2 separate regions of the Mus musculus genome follow, and region 2 is linked to region 1. A link is a loop called in an ENCODE intact Hi-C map of the cell type or tissue named here. Cell type or tissue: heart. All regions are shown on one strand.

Region 1 (2,500 bases):
CCTCTCACCTGTTCAGACTAATTTCCTAAGTTCGGCAGGTCCCGGACCAAGATGGCGACCGCTGCTGCTGTGGCTTAGGTCGCCTCCCCAGCCGGGTGGGCACCTGTCCTCTGGTCCGGAAGGTGGCCGGCTGTCCCCGGCCCACGCAGGGTGCTGCCTCAGCGCCTCTGTGCTTCCGCCTGTTCCAGAAGCTGTCAGGTTCTCTGGCGCACCCTCTCACCTGTTCAGACTAATTTCCTAAGTTCGGCGGGTCCCGGACCAAGATGGCGACCGCTGCTGCTGTGGCTTAGGTCGCCTCCCCAGCCGGGCGGGCACCTGTCCTCCGGTCCGGAAGGTGGCCGGCTGTCCCCGGCCCACACAGGGTGCTGCCTCAGCCCCTCTGTGCTTCTGCCTGTTCCAGAGGCTGTCAGGTTCTCTGGCGCACCCTCTCACCTGTTCAGACTAATTTCCTAAGTTCGGCGGGTCCCGGACCAAGATGGCGACCGCTGCTGCTGTGGCTTAGGCCGCCTCCCCAGCCGGGTGGGCACCTGTCCTCTGGTCCGGAAGGTGGCCGGCTGTCCCCGGCCCACGCAGGGTGCTGCCTCAGCGCCTCTGTGCTTCCGCCTGTTCCAGAAGCTGTCAGGTTCTCTGGCGCACCCTCTCACCTGTTCAGACTAATTTCCTAAGTTCGGTGGGTCCCGGACCAAGATCCAAACTCTGCATTTCAATGAGGCCATTTCTAAGGTAACTGCTCTGAGTCCCAACCACATCACTGGGGTTTCTGTATGATCTTGGCTTAGTGGGTTTGTTAATTTCTCTATAATTCCCTCATCTACAAAGTGAGGGAAATAGCGGGCCTCCTTATCAGGTCTTCTGGGATACTGCAGGGAGAGCTCCCAGGATACAGCAGAAAGTCAGAAAATGCTGGCTCTTACCACCGCTCTTATTATGACCATGCTCGCAAGCAGTATTATTCTTCAGCCTGTTACCTTCCTTCCTTTCAACAACATTTCCTGCCACTCTCTTTCCTCCCATGCAAGTCCCTTGCCAAACTCACTGCCCTCTGCAAGACTCAAAGATTCTGTTTAAACCGGCTCTCCTAGCTGGGAGGCCGAGTAACCACTTGGAGGGGATGTTGTAGAGGCAAACTCAAGCTGCAGAAATTCCTTCAGATCAAGAAGAGGACAGGGCAATTAGCAATGCTGCACATGCACGGGGCAGGGCGCGGGGAGCTCTTGATTTTGTTTGTGCTTGCCGGTTTTCCTCCACTCATTTTTCTCACACTGGCGGGGGGTGAGGGGGGAGCCCTTTGTTTTACTGTACTGGAGCCACAACGTGGAGCTGCCATGGGTGAGAACTCTAGAGAATGCTGGAAAAAGGTCTCTTCAGTGAACCTAGTGGCAGGAGTCGAAGGAAGGAGATAGACTTTTAATAGGATGTTTGCTTTAGAGAAAGTTGCTTAAATTTTATGAGCCTCAGTTTCTTTCGTAGTAAAATGAGGAAGTCTGTATCCAGTGCATAGAGGATGAGAACTGAATCCTAGTCTATATGCAAAGGCTTCAGGGACGTACAAAATCCCTCCTTTGTCCTTTTCATCTTCTGTTACCTAGGGACTCCTGGCTGTTCACAGGGATTTAGCTTCTCCCGGGTACAAGGGGGCGGGGTCAACTGTAAGGAAGCGTCAGAAGGAAAGGTGGCAATTGTAGGAGCCCCCAGGGGAGTGTGGGCTGCAGGCAGGTGGGGCAGATGGTAGGAGGCCCTGAACTCAGACAAAAAGAGCTGGGTTTGAACAAGCAAAGAGCTGACAGCCCTGCCCTGCCATGTCCCTGGCTCCTCCTCTTTTTCCTTCTGATTAGTATTCCGGCCAAAACTAAAAAAGTTTCAGATCATAGGACTCATTTTCATAAGCTCAGACTTCTATGGGCTGTCGCTCCATCATTGGAAATGCACACAATTTTGGCCTAGGCCCACACTGGAAAGCAAAAGAAAACAAAGTGCCAGCTCGCGCCACTTCCTGGATCCCTGAGGCATGAGCTTCCACAGGGAGGGGCAACTTCGTTGGCTTGTTTCTCACAGGGTGCCATGACCTGTGAGCTGAGAGAGGCAGAGTGCTTGTGAGGTGGACTCTTTGCTTGCCTTTCACTGGAAGGCCCCAGAGAACAGAATCCACCATGCAGCTGAAGGGACCAGGGCCTCTGGAAGCTATTATTATTATTATTATTATTATTATTATTATTATTATTATTATTGTATCTTCACATCTTTGTCTTTGTCCCTTTAATTGGAATTGAAAACTCTCACCTCAGTGGTTATTGTGCCCAGTATATGCTAATCTTCTTCTAAATGCTTCCTTCCCTGAAGCAGCAGTTATCCCTGACATCTGGAATATTAATGCTAAGTAGATTCAACTGTCTGAGATGGAAACCGGTTATTCAAGTCATCTGTTAAGGAACTGACTTCAAGTACTGAGAATCAACTGAAGCAGTGTGATGATGGTTAATTGAGCAAATACTATCTTCTA
Region 2 (2,500 bases), 490 kb after region 1:
TGACTATCTCTGGAAGGCTCCACCTCTGACCATCTTCTCTGATCAACATATTCCAGGTCTCATATTAACTTATGAAGGAGGAAATAAGTCATTGTCTCCTGGCCAAAAGCTGCCTAACTAAAGCTTGCTGGCAGTTTACAACCATGCTTCCTTCGTGGTCAGCCCTGAAATCCATAGTCTCACCACACATACTATGCCTATTCATCTTAGGCTTTTTTTTCCAGTGTAACAATAGATGTAGGGCAAAATGACCTCATTCCTCTATACACCTGCATAGTATTCCATTGTGTAAGCATGTCAGCATGGATTTAACAGATCCTTGCTGACGGACACTTCAATTACTGCCAATATGATGTCACCACAATAACACTGGAAGGAACACACTTGTGTATTCATTACTTTATTCTTGTGTGGGCAGACATGTAGGATAAATTCCCAGGAATTGGATTGCTGGGCCAAAAGGTAAACACATTTGTGCATCTGAAACTCAATGCCAGTTTGCTGCTCTTAGCAACCATACATGAGGGGGTCTGTTTTCCCACAGTCATGCCGGTTCCCAATCTCCTAGGTGAAAATAAACTAACTTCTCATCTTACACTTTTCACATGTTAAACACCTAACATGGTATTCATGAACACTGGATCATGACACTCTTAAAGTCAATTTCCTACTCTTCTTAGTAACCGGTTGCTGAGCAAGCAAAGTTTCTTGGACAGCATAGCTTCCTCCGCATCCCTCCCCCAAGGGGGGCAGGGAGGAGCCGTATTCACTGAGTTGAATCCAGTCCCACTTGAGCCTAGGGAGGCCCATGGGGCCTTTTCATTGTGGTGTGCCTGCCTGTCTTTCAACTGGCTGTCAATATTCTCTGGCGGCTGGGGCTGCCAGCCCACCCACAGAGGCAAAAGGCCTGAGAATAAATTCAGCAAGCCATCCCCAGGAGCTCAGGACCAAAGCCTGAAGGGACATGGCATTTGAATAGCTCAGCAAGGTTGTAACTTTGAGGGTGGGGTGGTGCTCTGAGACACAGGCTTAAACTGAGAACTCCTAAGGGGATGAAACAACACAGGCTGTTCCTTGCCCAGTGTGGGAAGCTGCTTGCTATTATCACCTGTATTTGCTTTTTTTTGCTCTTCTTCCCCGTTCTCCATCACTTCCCTACTGCATTCGGTGAAATCTCCTGGAATCAGCACACTCATAGAAGCAGAGGAGGTGGGAATGGGATGGGGGCTTCGGGGATAACATTTGAAATGTAAATAAAGAAAATATCCAATAAAAAATAAACAGCTTGAACTTTCTTGGGTCTTTCTTTCTGAGGAAACTAAAACAAAGGTAAGTTTTTGTAACTGATTATGCTCCACACCTCCTGGCTCCAAAAAATGTGCAAGGTAAATCTAGTGTTTGAGGTGAGCATTCAGACCAACAGGGAAAGAAGTGTTTGCAGTTGGCCCTTCAAATGGGATCCAATGAATGTGGAGACAAAATATTCAAGGAAAGAAGTTGCCTCAAAGCTGCTTCTTGTCATTACTCCCCAAGGTAATGTAGTGTAACAACGATTCCCTAGCACTTACAATGTATTAAATATTGAAAGTAACTTAGTGTATAGGAGGCTGTTGGAGTTTATGTGTAAATACTGTGCAACTTCGTATAAACTACTTAAGTATGCTCAAATTGGTACCATCACGAGTCCTGGAACTAAGGAGTAACACTCTCCCATACACTCTGTGTTTGTGTGTGTGTGTGTGTGTGTGTGTGTGTGTGTGTGTACACGAACACTCACATGCACACAGGTGCACACACATATGTATTAGTGATAACACAAAGCTATGCAAAACAAGTGATAGATAAGCCCGATAGCTCTCATGTGTAGCATATACTATATTGCAGGCACTAGAAGTCCTCTTTGTGCATTGATTCATTTGACGGGAAACCCTATAAATACAGTATCACCATCCTCAGCTCGTAGTTGAAGAAAATAACAATATGAACTAACCAGTACCCCCCAGAGCTTGTGTCTCTAGCTGTATATGTAGCAGAAGATGGCCTAGTCGGCCATCACTGGAAAGAGAGGCCCATTGGACTTGCAAACTTTATATGCCTCAGTACAGGGGAACGCCAGGGCCAAGAAGTGGGAGTGAGTGGGCTGGGGAGCAGAGCCGGGAGAGGCTATAGGGGACTTTTGGGATAGCATTTGAAATGTAAATGAAGAAAATATCTAATAAAAAAAAAGAAAATAACCAATCGCTGAACTGAGTTGCTGAAAGATCTGACTCCTAAGTTTGCGCTCATGCCCATCACCCCATGGTGCCTGTGGAGAGACGTACCTGAGAAGTTCTAGAAATGACGGTTCACTGTTGGCTCTTCACAGCAGGAGTCTTGAAAAAAGGAACATGGGATTATGCCTAATTATTGAGGGCTAATCTTCTTAGGACCATCAAAGCATCCATTCATGTCAGCTAGGATATTGCCAGAACAGAAACTAAATACACAACCAAATATGACT

Evidence for each region. Hi-C counts contacts between places; a loop is a spot of excess contacts. Peaks named below come from ENCODE experiments on the same cell type or tissue, not always from the same donor. Only the 100,000 strongest peaks of a DNase experiment are listed, where the experiment ranks them.
Region 2: a loop joins it to region 1, with 4 times the contacts of the local background. A loop is called at or near these places in 2 of 42 quality-filtered maps.

Annotation. Positions count from the first base shown.
Region 1 is chrX:167,211,553-167,214,052 of GRCm38, reverse strand. It overlaps a transcript of Tmsb4x not described here. Among named protein-coding and RNA genes, the nearest start is that of Tmsb4x, 3.6 kb to the right of the region's middle. In heart, a CTCF peak has its summit at 1,097; a DNase peak (open chromatin) is centred at 1,192; H3K27ac peaks cover 265 bases.
Region 2 is chrX:166,726,521-166,729,020 of GRCm38, reverse strand. No RefSeq gene overlaps it. Among named protein-coding and RNA genes, the nearest start is that of Gm1720, 66 kb to the right of the region's middle. In heart, no CTCF peak of the experiment used is centred here; no DNase peak of the experiment used is centred here.